2 separate regions of the Homo sapiens genome follow, and region 1 is linked to region 2. Evidence: read pairs that join two places in POLR2A ChIA-PET (ENCODE). Cell type or tissue: PC-9. All regions are shown on one strand. Each heading gives the region's core, and the rest is flanking DNA. Links, peaks and the distances in the headings are about the cores only.

Region 1 (5,000 bases), core at 1-5,000, 110 kb before region 2:
CACAGGAAACGCCTCCTCCTCCTCCTCTGTCAACTCAGATCCTCTGAGGCCCTGCTGGTGCCTCTCTCTGCTAGGACCCTTTCAGGGATCAAGGCCAGGAGGGCAGCCCCCTCCTCTACTGCTGAGGCTCAGCGGGGCAATGCCTACCCCAGCTGCCTCCTGTGGTGTGGGCATGGCAGGCAAGCCCAGCACCCCAGGGTTTCTAGCCAGGTTCTGTATTTTCCAGCATTAGTTTTCCCTCCAGGGTCAAATGATAAGTTCTTCTAAGGTCAGAGACTATGTCATCATCTCCCTCTTCACCCCCAGCCCCCGAGAGCTGTACACACAGCAGGTGCGTGATCTATGGAGTTGGCTGAGCAGTTTGGCGCGTTGGTCAGCAACTTCCTGCAGCTTCTCAGCCCATGCAGATCCCCAGGTCTGCAGTGCTGGGCTTGTGTATAATCCCGCCCTGACACCTCCTGGAATGGGGAACTTGGTGGGGGGCAGTGAGCCAATGAGAAAGGGGTGTGTGTGCATGCACACACGATGGGGGCAGAGAGTGAAGAGTTCTCAGAGACTCTACTACGAGAGTCGGTGTGAATCCTGGCTTGGGAGTTAGAGCTGGCTCGAGTCTCTGCTCTCTCACTTTTGTGCTGCTTAACCTGGATAAGGCTTTCGCTCTCTCCAGTTGGGGTATTAATAGCCTTTGGTGACCTTGAAGACCATTTTCAGTTCTGAGGGTGATGGGTCTGTGGATGGACCAGAACTCCAGGCCCAACCTGACACCTGAACACTGAGGTTTTTGTCCAAGATTCCGGGGTCCCCTTTGCCCCTTTTTGGGGTAGGGGTGAGGAGTGTCAGGTTCCCTCTCCCAGGTTTGACTCTGAAGGGATGTGCATCCGTTCTGCTCTTACCTCTGGGATGAATGACCAGGGGAGATGTAGCAGTGACAAAACCCTGGTTCTGCTGAGACAAGGAATTGCCTGCCCCAGTGGAGCTCAGGCAGAAGCAGGCTGTCTCTGGGCTCCTCACCTCAACAGAGACACTGCAGAGCAAGGCCAGTGGCCAGCACCGAGGGATGCCCCACAGCACCCTGAGGAGGCCCCGTCTTGGTGCCCAGACCCCTCCATCCTCCCTCCAGTCCTCGGTGCTGGACCAGGCTCTCAGGCCAAGGCCATGCCCACCATGGGCAGACCTCCTGCCAGTGATCGTGGGGAGGTGGGTGAGAGTTGGGTATACTGGCCCCGCCTGCAGGCATGGTGGGAGCCTGGAGAGGGCCAGAGTTCTGGGTTCTAGTTGCAGCTCTGCAGCTTAAAGCAGAGTGACTTTGAGTGAATCTCTACGCTCACAGAACTGTATGGCACACACTGGGCTCTCCATGCATGCCTGAGTGGGCCCATAACCAGTGCTCTCCCCCAGCTCAGCTGGATGAATGGAGCTGCCAGGCCTAGCCTGGGATCTGTGGACACAGGAGAGAGAACTGCTGGGAACGGATCCCCGGCTAGTCCTGTTTCTACAGGGTAGGGGGGGACTCTGAGGCCCAGGTGGGGTCAGGGGTCATACCTGGCTGTAGTGGCAGGATGGGGCTCCCTCCCACCAGCCTGCAGGTGGGGTGCCTGTGATTAGGAGAGGGCGGTAGAGGAGTGGCAGAGCTAGGTGTGGGGCTGTGGTGTTCTTCAGCTGGGAGTGTGGGGGGCGCAGGGCCCTGCTTAGGGGTGCGGGATGGTGCCAGTGTGTAGAGGTGAGTGTGAGGAGCAGGTGGCTGGAGGGGCAGGATGGGGAGGCTGAGGGGCAGGGCTGGCCCTCGGGGAAGGGCCGGTGGGGTCCTTCGCGCATGTTTCTTTGTGGCTAGTGGTGTGTCATCCCCTTTTACAGATGAGAAAACTGAGGACCAAGGGGCTATAGGACCAGCCTGTGCTGTACAGTTGGTAAGGGCAGAGCAGGGACTCAGTGCCGCCTGTCTAGCTCCATGGCCAGTGCTGTTTGTATGGTGCACACACTTCTGGAGATCCCGGGGGCTCAAGGCAGCCTCTGGAACTGGAATTAGATCCAAGAGGGGAAAGAGAGTTATAGGATTTTTAGAACAGAAGGGACTCTGCAGTCACCCAGTCCAGCCTGGTCACTGAGGGGAAACAGGCCCAGAGGTGGGAGGTGGGGAGCCTCAGGCCACACAGCAAGCAGAGTGAAGACAGGAACTCTGCCCCTGCCCAGAGTGGGACATGTGGGATCCCCACAACTGCTCCCCAAGACAGCCCAGGATGGCATCACTGAGCTCTCTTTCAGCCAAGGCTGTCACTGTGGGGCAGGGAGTTCTTCTGAAGGGCTGACTCACTGCCTGGGGACGCAGTTGCCACAAAGCCACCTGTGCCAAGGCCCGACTGGCCCCGAGGGCTCCAGGAAAGGGAGCCTGATTCCCCACCGCCTAGCCTGAGTCACCACCGAACTCGCATTTCTGTGTTTTTCTCTCGGCCCCACACCCCCAAAGCTGGGTGGGAACTCTGAGCCGGCACACAGCAGAGTTGATCCTGGGCTGAATAATCCAGAGTGAGGAGTTGGACGGGACCGGGAGTGATGAAATCCAGAGGGGAACCTGGAGTCAGCAGTTAGGAGGGCCCCGCCTTCCCCAGCTGCATATAAAGGTCTCTGGGGTTGGAGGCAGCCACAGCACGCTCTCAGCCTTCCTGAGCACCTTTCCTTCTTTCAGCCAACTGCTCACTCGCTCACCTCCCTCCTTGGCACCATGACCACCTGCAGCCGCCAGTTCACCTCCTCCAGCTCCATGAAGGGCTCCTGCGGCATCGGAGGCGGCATCGGGGGCGGCTCCAGCCGCATCTCCTCCGTCCTGGCCGGAGGGTCCTGCCGTGCCCCCAGCACCTACGGGGGCGGCCTGTCTGTCTCCTCTCGCTTCTCCTCTGGGGGAGCCTGCGGGCTGGGGGGCGGCTATGGCGGTGGCTTCAGCAGCAGCAGCAGCTTTGGTAGTGGCTTCGGGGGAGGATATGGTGGTGGCCTTGGTGCTGGCTTCGGTGGTGGCTTGGGTGCTGGCTTTGGTGGTGGTTTTGCTGGTGGTGATGGGCTTCTGGTGGGCAGTGAGAAGGTGACCATGCAGAACCTCAATGACCGCCTGGCCTCCTACCTGGACAAGGTGCGTGCTCTGGAGGAGGCCAACGCCGACCTGGAAGTGAAGATCCGTGACTGGTACCAGAGGCAGCGGCCCAGTGAGATCAAAGACTACAGTCCCTACTTCAAGACCATCGAGGACCTGAGGAACAAGGTGGGTGACTTTGGTGTATGGAGCACTGAGAGAGGCTGGGGCTACAGTGGCCCTTGGGATACCTCTTTTTAGCAATTACACTTTACAAACAGGGAGACTGGGCACCTTTGGGGAGTGGCCAGGATCACCCAGGGAAGTGGTAGCAGAGGGTCCCTTTTCAGTATCTCTGTGCCCGGACTGGGGCTGTTACCCTAAATCTCTTATTTCCTTCAAGGGTTCAGCTGCAAGTTCAGCTTCCCTGCCTTGGGCCCAGGAAGGGGGTGATCGGGATGGAGTGCATCCCTACGTAGCCTGAGCTGGTGGAGAAGGCATGCCAGCCCTGCCAGCCAGAAGACTTCCAGATTTGGGGCGGTTCCTTTTGCCCCTTTCTGCCTTTCATGCTCAAGTAGTAAGGTCCTTGGCTGACCAGGGCTCCTGTCCTCCATCCCCACTCCAGATCATTGCGGCCACCATTGAGAATGCGCAGCCCATTTTGCAGATTGACAATGCCAGGCTGGCAGCCGATGACTTCAGGACCAAGTGAGCAGCCAGCATGGTGGGCTGGGGGCAGAGGGCAAGGGACAAAGAGTGGGGCGGTCCACCCAGCAGGGCCAGCAGACCCCGAGCCTCAGAATCCTCAGGGCTGCAGCCTGAGGACCTGACCTCTGTCCTGCCAGGTATGAGCATGAACTGGCCCTGCGGCAGACTGTGGAGGCCGACGTCAATGGCCTGCGCCGGGTGTTGGATGAGCTGACCCTGGCCAGGACTGACCTGGAGATGCAGATCGAAGGCCTGAAGGAGGAGCTGGCCTACCTGAGGAAGAACCACGAGGAGGTACGGTCGCTGCTGGCTTCCGGGGTGGGAGGCTGGTTTGGTGGGGTTGCCAGATGCACCCAGGGCCAGGAGAGAAGTCTGCTGAACTGACCGCCTCCTGCCATCCCTTCCCAGGAGATGCTTGCTCTGAGAGGTCAGACCGGCGGAGATGTGAACGTGGAGATGGATGCTGCACCTGGCGTGGACCTGAGCCGCATCCTGAATGAGATGCGTGACCAGTACGAGCAGATGGCAGAGAAAAACCGCAGAGACGCTGAGACCTGGTTCCTGAGCAAGGTGGGGCTCGGGCCCGCAGTGAGCCTGCAGCACTTCCCAGCTGGGGGCTTTGGGAGAGCCTCACCTTTCACTCTGCTTTCCTGCCTCAGACCGAGGAGCTGAACAAAGAAGTGGCCTCCAACAGCGAACTGGTACAGAGCAGCCGCAGTGAGGTGACGGAGCTCCGGAGGGTGCTCCAGGGCCTGGAGATTGAGCTGCAGTCCCAGCTCAGCATGGTATGAAGGACCCAGCACAGCAGCAGCCCCCAAGTCACCAGTAATGGCCACCACCCCCTCAAAAAGCCACAGTCTAGTTCCACCTTTCTTTTCTCAGGATGGGACCAGGGGACTCATGGGACCGTTATATAGATAGAGAAACTAAGCCCTAGAATAGTGGGCTAGCTTTTCTCCATATTGTCTGGCCCATCAGTACCCCAACTGGGATCAAAATCCAGGCATCTCTCAAAAAACATGCCCAGAGACCTGGAGGAACAGGAGTGACCACCTCCATGGACTCTTTTTCTCTCTCTCACTTGCAGAAAGCATCCCTGGAGAACAGCCTGGAGGAGACCAAAGGCCGCTACTGCATGCAGCTGTCCCAGATCCAGGGACTGATTGGCAGTGTGGAGGAGCAGCTGGCCCAGCTACGCTGTGAGATGGAGCAGCAGAGCCAGGAGTACCAG
Region 2 (8,040 bases), core at 1,239-6,238:
TGTCCTAGAAGTCAATGTTATTTTGACACTAACTGTAGTTAGCACGGACCCCACAGATTAGGGGCTCAGTCCCACCAGGCTGCCCCCACAGCCAACTTCAGATGCCAACTGCAAAGAGTAGGTCCCGAGGTGACCCACAACTTCTGTCTGACTTGGCTACAGATCACCACAAGGGGTTGATGACCCCCTTCTCGGGTTCAATAATTTGGTAGCACAGCTCGCAGAACCCAGGAAAACAGTGCACTTATTGTTGCCAATTTATGACAAAGGGTATTTTAAAGGATAAAAATGAACAGCCAGATGAAGAGATACACAGGGCGAGGTGCAGAGGTGTCTTGAGAGCAGGAGCATCTGTCCTTGTGAAGCTGGGGTGCACCATGCTCCTGGGACATGGATGTGTTCTTGTTCACCAACCTGGAAGCTCTCTGAACTCCATAGTTTAAGGATTTGTATGGAGGCTTCATCACATAGCCATAGTCAATTACAAACTCAATGTCCGGCCCCTCTCCCCTTCCCGGAGGACCAGCGATGGGGTGGGCTGAAAGTCTTTGTGGTGACCAGCCTCCCTCCGGGAGCTCACCAAGAATCACCTCATTAGAACAGAAGACGCTCCTTTCACTAGGAGATTCTAAGGGAGTAAAAGTTCTATGTCAGAAACTGGGCTTAAAGACTAAACATTAGAACTAAGATGCTCCTAGCACCCTTATTACTCAGGGAATTACAAGGGTTTTAAGAACATTCAGAGATCATACATCTGAATTCACAGCAAGGTTGCTGAGATGTCATCAGGGTAGAGAAGGCCAGAAGCCAGGTCTAAATCTTGCTTTCTTGGTATCCTTGGATAAGTGACTTTCCCTCCCTGAACCTTGGCTGCCTCATCTATAAAATGGGGCTGACTTAAACCCTCTCCTGTTGTGAGACTTGGTGACAGTGTGTTAAGCCCAGCCTTGCTTGCAGGGGTACTCATAATGCAGTTTTGCTGCTCCTTCCCTTGAAACGTTCTTGGGAGGAGACCGCAGTCATTGGGTTTCTTTTTGTTGTTGTTGTTGTTTTTGCCAAAAAACAAAGCAGAAAGCTTAAGACGAGGTAGCAGTGCCTCAGCCCCAGCGCTCTCTCCTTCTTCCATTAGGACCAGGGTGGAAATAGGAAAAAAGATGGGTCCCTGGTTGGATCTCTGCCTAGCTTCCTCCCAGAGGGCTCTGGGATTCACTGCGGGTTGGAGGAAGGCAGTCCTGTGTCAAGGCATTACAAGTCCCCGCTAAGCGGGCAGAGGCTGTGCCCTGACCCCGCAAAGGAAGGAATGTCACGGGCCACTCCGTGTTTGTGTTACTGGGGCTTTGGAGGATCTGCAGCATTGTTACTCTAAGAGGCGTTGGCCTGAACCTGCTTGTCAGCTCTGGGAGGTTTGGGGCATTGTTACCCCAGGCATGGCAGGTTCCATTAATCACCTTCTTGTCAGTTTTGATCCTCTACCGAGAGAGCAAGAGCTCCTGCTTTGGGCTGAATCACCCCTTTTCAGAGAGAGAGAGAGAGAGAGAGAGAGCTGAGCCATCAGCTTGGGCAGGAGGGCCGGGCAGGGTCAGGGGTTAGCCTGAATCCCTGGCCTCGCAAGGCTGTTAGAACACTGGCAACGTGCCCTGGCTCTGTCCCTGCTGATACCCCTGCGGGAAGCACAGGCCCGCTTCTCTACCCCAGAAAACAAAGGCCCAGAAAGCCCTGACTCAGATTTCTCCTTTCTGATCTTGCTGAATCAGTGAAGGGGGTTCCAGGAGAACCTCATGCCTGTGCCACCCCACCCAGCCCCTGGCCTGGTATCATCCAGACCTTTGTGGCTGCTGTGGGCCAGAAAGCTGCTCCCAAGATGCCATCCACAGCAACCCTGGCCCCTTGGTGAGTGGGGCCTGGGAGTCTGCATTCAGGGTCCTCCATTGTCAGCCCTGGAATGGAGGACCTTCTATCCTGGCCTCACAGATGCCATCTGAGGTCCTTTTCTCCCAGCCTGAATGGGGAAGCTCCCTCTGGCAGGGTTCTTACATAGTCCCTGAGTTTCTCAGCCACATCTCAGGATCCTAAGCTGAGACCCTGGCCCTGGGTCCTGTGTCACATCCTCTTATGTGGCCTCTTGGCTGGGACAGACCTCATATGACTGGCGTACTAGAAAGGACCCTGCTCACATTATTACAGGGCCGTCTTCCTGGATGTGACTGTGCCCTAAAGCAGTCAGCGTAATGGAGTGATTCAACCCGAGGGCCAGACTGACCCAGGCATCTCAACCTCAACACTATTGATATTTTGGGTCTGATAATTCTTTGCTGTGGGGACAGTCCTGCACCTTATAGGATGTTTAGCAGCATACCTGGTGTTTAGCTATCAGTAGTGCCCCCAAGTTGTGACAACCAAAATGTTCCTAGACATTGTCAAACGTCCCCTGGAGAGCAAAGCAGCCTCTAGCTGAGGACCTCTGAACTTGTCTATGGGGACAGAAGTTGGAAGAGTGGTTACACCAGGGGTGTGGAGTCAGGTAATTGACTGGGAAAAGGTACAAGGACCTTTATGGAATGCTGGGAATGTCCTGGGTGGTGTTTACACAGGTCGTGCATACCCATGCGTGACATCAAGCTGGACACGTGATCTATACATTTTACTGTATGAAAAATGTACCTAAAAAATGCACCTTAGCGTCAGACAGAACCAGACTTGGATTTCAGTCCTGATTCTGCCCTTAAGGTTCATTTTCCTCATGTGTAAATGGGGGCAATAGTAGGACCCTCCTCCTGTGGCTGCTGTGAAGGTTAAATGAGATGATGAGTGTAAAGTAACTTCACCCAGTTCCTGCCTATGGTGAGGGCTCGGAGAATATTCGCTATGATAATGGACAGGGCCACTTCCTCTTTCCATGCCTGAGTTTCCACAGCTGTGTCTGATGGTCCCTAAGATCCCTTAAGGTCTCTGTCACTGTGACTTTTTCTGATGGCCTCGGAGCTATTTCTTTCTCAGTCTAAATACTTTCAAGGCAGGTGATTCTATCGAACCAAGCAAAGTTTGTCATCAGAGTTGCTGGGGCCCCTGGAGTAGATGAAGTGCTAAGAAGGATCCAGGACATCCCAGTCAGAAGTTTTAGGTATAGAAAAAAGGAAGGTCGAGGGCTACGGTGACCTTGCAAAGCACAGAGCCACTCTGCACCCACCACTTTCCTCGCAGAAGCTCCTGGCAGGCCTCCGCATCTCAGGTCCCGTTCTAATACTGGGTGGGGCTCAGAGCCTGCACAGTGAACTCCTTAAGTGGAGGTGAAACAGAATTCACTTGTCAAAAGGGCAGTCTCAGGCAGAATGCTGTCCCCTCTGAATCATTCTTTTTGTTAAGGATTAAAAAAAAAGCCACCCCCAAAAGGCACAACCCACCCTGGAGAGATCAGAGATAACTAAGCTTGTGGGAAACAGAAGTGTAGTTGGCACCAAGTCAGAGGGTGGGGAAGGGAGGAGAGAAGATAACCAGCCCCTATGGAGGTGTATAAAAGGTGTCCACTCTGGGGAAGAGCCACAGTCCTCGGCCCAGGCCAAGCAAGCTTCTATCTGCACCTGCTCTCAATCCTGCTCTCACCATGAGCCTCCGCCTGCAGAGCTCCTCTGCCAGCTATGGAGGTGGTTTCGGGGGTGGCTCTTGCCAGCTGGGAGGAGGCCGTGGTGTCTCTACCTGTTCAACTCGGTTTGTGTCCGGGGGATCAGCTGGGGGCTATGGAGGCGGCGTGAGCTGTGGTTTTGGTGGAGGGGCTGGTAGTGGCTTTGGAGGTGGCTATGGAGGTGGCCTTGGAGGTGGCTATGGAGGTGGCCTTGGAGGTGGCTTTGGTGGGGGTTTTGCTGGTGGCTTTGTTGACTTTGGTGCTTGTGATGGCGGCCTCCTCACTGGCAATGAGAAGATCACCATGCAGAACCTCAACGACCGCCTGGCTTCCTACCTGGAGAAGGTGCGCGCCCTGGAGGAGGCCAACGCTGACCTGGAGGTGAAGATCCGTGACTGGCACCTGAAGCAGAGCCCAGCTAGCCCTGAGCGGGACTACAGCCCCTACTACAAGACCATTGAAGAGCTCCGGGACAAGGTGAGCCCTTGGAAGCTGAGGAGGGGTCCTCCATGAAGGGCAGAGCCTCCAAGGCCAAGAAACACAGTGTTGTGGGGGACTAGGTGTGGACGGAATTCACAAACTTCTTGCAGGGGAAAAGCCTACTGTTTGACTACCAAGAGTCTCTACCTCTGATGGGCTTTCTCATGCCACAACTCCCCAAATGCATTTTCTCTCATTATTCATTTTTATGATTGTTATTACTCAGGTCAGTTTTTTTACTGCTTTCCAGACAGTTATGTTATTCATGACTCGATCTCTATAATCCTAACCTACTGAGTTATCTGGAAACATGACAGGTTTAAAAGCCATTAAGAATGCATGAAATCAACAGAGAAAGAGAGACGTGTTCATTCATTGCCCTGGGAATAATTGTTTACTTTGTAGGGGACCCATTCAAACTGGTATTCTCAACTGGCGATGGCCAAGTTGGGGGAGAGAGAGGCAGAGGCTTAGGCAGTGCCGAGCCTGGGTGCCCTTTGTTGAGCCCTGTCTGTTGTGCTGTGATACCAGCCTGTTGGAGCAGAAATCTACCAGCCTGGGCTGAGTCTCAGCCATGTGGAGCAGGCTTTCACTGCTTTGGAATATAAACGTTTAGACAAGAAATTCAAAGGGATGGGAATATTTGTTGGATTTCCCCTCCACTCAGCTGGGAAGTCAGCTCTAGCAAAGTGATTGTGAGATATGTGGCACCAAGCCGAGTCCCTCCTGACTTTCAGGGGATGGATCTCAAGACAGTGGCCTAGGGAGGGTGCTAGTCTGAGGCTGCCAAGACATGACGAACCAAAGATGTTCTCAGCAGGTCGTTCCTCAGAAATGCACTCCCTGCATCTCCCCCAGGGTGCTCAGACATGGAATATTAAAGTGTTAGAAACGATTGGAGGGGATGCAGCCCCACTCCTCACTTTACAGAAGAGCAATGGAGGCCCAGAGGGAAATGCCTTGTCCCAGCTCACAGGACAGTTTAGAGGTAGAGCCCCATGGGAACCAGGTCCTGCCCATGTTTTCCCAGGCCACCTCCTCAAGCACGTGGACCCCCCAGAGCAAGCTTGTCTAACCTGTGGCCGGTGGGCTGCATGTGGCCCAGGACAGCTTTGATTGAGGCCTAACACAAATTTGTAAGCTTTCTTAAAACATTGAGTTTTTTTTTATTTTTTATTTTTGCCAATTTCTTTTTAGCCCATCAGCTATCGTTAGTGTTAGCGTATTTGATGTGTTGCCCAAGACAATTCTTCTTCCAATGTGGCCCAGGGAAGCCAACAGACTGGACACCCATGCCCTAGAGGTTACCTTCTTCTGCATTTTGTAGATCCTGACCGCCACCATTGAAAACAACCGGGTCATCCTGGAGATTGACAATGCCAGGCTGGCTGCGGACGACTTCAGGCTCAAGTGAGTTTTTTTTTTCCCCCTCCCTCTCCTTTCCCAGGAGTCTCTTAGTTTAGACAAAAGCTCATCTGACCAATGACACTGGAGCATCCCAGGAGTGAAGGTCTGGAAGTACTGGAGTCTCGTGCAGGGGTAGGGAGAATGTCTCATATCATTTATGTCTTGCTTTTTCAAAAAACATTTCATTTTTTTACTATTTTAGGTATGAGAATGAGCTGGCCCTGCGCCAGAGCGTGGAGGCCGACATCAACGGCCTGCGCCGGGTGCTGGATGAGCTCACTCTGTCTAAGACTGACCTGGAGATGCAGATCGAGAGCCTGAATGAAGAGCTAGCCTACATGAAGAAGAACCATGAAGAGGTGAGCGGGAATTGCAGGCTGCCCTGGGCTCAACAACCTCCAGTGAGAAGGAGGAGCCCTCCCCTGCAACTGGACACAGTCCTCCACTGTGGGACCTGGAAACACTCTCCAGAACACTCTGCCAGCACTCAGAGCCAAGGAGAGGGAGGATGAGTAGCCTCACACATCTTCCTTTCCCATCCCCACAGGAGATGAAGGAATTTAGCAACCAGGTGGTCGGCCAGGTCAACGTGGAGATGGATGCCACCCCAGGCATTGACCTGACCCGCGTGCTGGCAGAGATGAGGGAGCAGTACGAGGCCATGGCAGAGAGGAACCGCCGGGATGCTGAGGAATGGTTCCACACCAAGGTACCCGGCCCTCCCACCCCACATAGCCCATCCCATATAGCCAGGGGGGCCGGGCGGACACAGCCTCTTGGTCAGGCTGCTCGAGCTGAGCTTCCCCACCACCTTCTTCCTGCTTGCATTTCAGAGTGCAGAGCTGAACAAGGAGGTGTCTACCAACACTGCCATGATTCAGACCAGCAAGACAGAGATCACGGAGCTCAGGCGCACGCTCCAAGGCCTGGAGATTGAGCTGCAGTCCCAGCTGAGCATGGTATGCCTGCAGCCTCCTGCCCGGTGGCGACCACCTCTAGGTTTCCCTCTGGCCTGGCTCCCTCTGTAACTTCTTGTCTGTCGCTCCACCAGAAAGCGGGGCTGGAGAACACGGTGGCAGAGACGGAGTGCCGCTATGCCCTGCAGCTGCAGCAGATCCAGGGACTCATCAGCAGCATCGAGGCCCAGCTGAGCGAGCTCCGCAGTGAGATGGAGTGCCAGAACCAAGAGTACAAGATGCTGCTGGACATCAAGACACGTCTGGAGCAGGAGATCGCCACCTACCGCAGCCTGCTCGAGGGCCAGGACGCCAAGTAGGTCCTCTCCAGCCTCTTTCTTAGGATAGTGACTGCAGGACCCGTGGGTGTCAGAGCAGGCAGGGCCTTAGAGATCCACCCCCTCATGTCAGAGAGGAGACCCCTCACTGTCTGACTTTACGGGGACATTTCCTTGGTAGGCTGCAGGGTTAACACCTTTAAACTTTCTAATTTGGGCCTCCAAGTTAGACTGGAGGGAACAGAGACCATGGAGGGAACATCTGATATTGGAAAAACATGAGCTTGGATACAGCTCAGCTGAACAAAGCTATTACTATGGTGCTTTAACTGCCTTTAGACCCTTTGCAGAAATCAAGCCACCCCTGTGGGCTCAGGGCTCAGGTGGAGGGTTGCGGGTTTGGGCGATCCAGAGGGAAGACAAACACCCTGAATCTTGTGGCTAATAATATCTCCCCTTGAGACCTCTCAGACAGACAGACAGGAAAGACAGACAGTCCCAGTGGGCACCTGATGCTGCTGTCCCTTGAGCTGGGGGCACAGCTAGGAGGCACTAGAGTCCAGCCCAGGGGCTTGAAATGATAAGCCGAGGCACTTCCCCAGAGGAACAGGTAAGCACCTGCCCTCAGTTACCCTCTGCTCATGGCCACCTCTGTCCTCTCTCCCAGGATGATTGGTTTCCCTTCCTCAGCAGGTAAGGGAACAGCCCCGTGGTGTAGGGGGAGGCAGAGTTAGCCTCCCATTCACTGCCCCAATGGGGGTGGGAGCTGGCGGGGAGGGAGGGAGCCAGTGCTGGGCTCTCCAGTGTAGGGAGGGGGAGAGCTGGGGTGGAAGTGGTCATTCGCTCACTGATTTTCCTTTTGAAACTGATGGCTCTGCCCCACAGAGCTATTTGGCTGTCTTGGGAAGAGCCATCTTTGGGGACAATAAAGAGTCTCCATCCACGCACCACCTGACTAATGAGGAGTTTGTGAGCCCTCCAGGGGGGCCCTGCCCTGTCCTGAGGTGGGTCTTCTCCAGCCTGAGCATGTCTTGTCTCTTGTTTCCCAGGAAGCGTCAGCCCCCGTAGCACCTCTGTTACCACGACTTCTAGTGCCTCTGTTACCACCACCTCTAATGCCTCTGGTCGCCGCACTTCTGATGTCCGTAGGCCTTAAATCTGCCTGGCGTCCCCTCCCTCTGTCTTCAGCACCCAGAGGAGGAGAGAGCCGGCAGTTCCCTGCAGGAGAGAGGAGGGGCTGCTGGACCCAAGGCTCAGTCCCTCTGCTCTCAGGACCCCCTGTCCTGACTCTCTCCTGATG

Evidence for each region. Peaks named below come from ENCODE experiments on the same cell type or tissue, not always from the same donor. Only the 100,000 strongest peaks of a DNase experiment are listed, where the experiment ranks them.
Region 1: POLR2A ChIA-PET joins it to region 2 with 7 read pairs; 2 of 35 experiments call an interaction of 5 or more read pairs at or near these places.

Annotation. Positions count from the first base shown.
Region 1 is chr17:41,610,408-41,615,407 of GRCh38, reverse strand. It overlaps KRT16 (keratin 16), which reads left to right and starts at 2,641. Exons shown (of 8, transcript NM_005557.4): 1 at 2,641-3,250; 2 at 3,687-3,769; 3 at 3,907-4,063; 4 at 4,178-4,339; 5 at 4,429-4,554; 6 at 4,857-5,000. The coding sequence starts at 2,720. RefSeq lists an enhancer at 1,062-1,610. In PC-9, for the core only: no CTCF peak of the experiment used is centred there; a DNase peak (open chromatin) is centred at 2,437; H3K4me3 peaks cover 1,253 bases; H3K27ac peaks cover 1,816 bases.
Region 2 is chr17:41,501,112-41,509,151 of GRCh38, reverse strand. KRT13 (keratin 13) reads left to right here and starts at 3,540. Exons shown (of 8, transcript NM_153490.3): 1 at 3,540-4,096; 2 at 5,427-5,509; 3 at 5,709-5,865; 4 at 6,054-6,215; 5 at 6,340-6,465; 6 at 6,558-6,778; 7 at 7,408-7,433; 8 at 7,790-8,040. The coding sequence starts at 3,602. The coding sequence ends at 7,896. In PC-9, for the core only: no CTCF peak of the experiment used is centred there; DNase peaks (open chromatin) are centred at 1,451, 2,561 and 3,381; H3K4me3 peaks cover 3,158 bases; H3K27ac peaks cover 4,276 bases.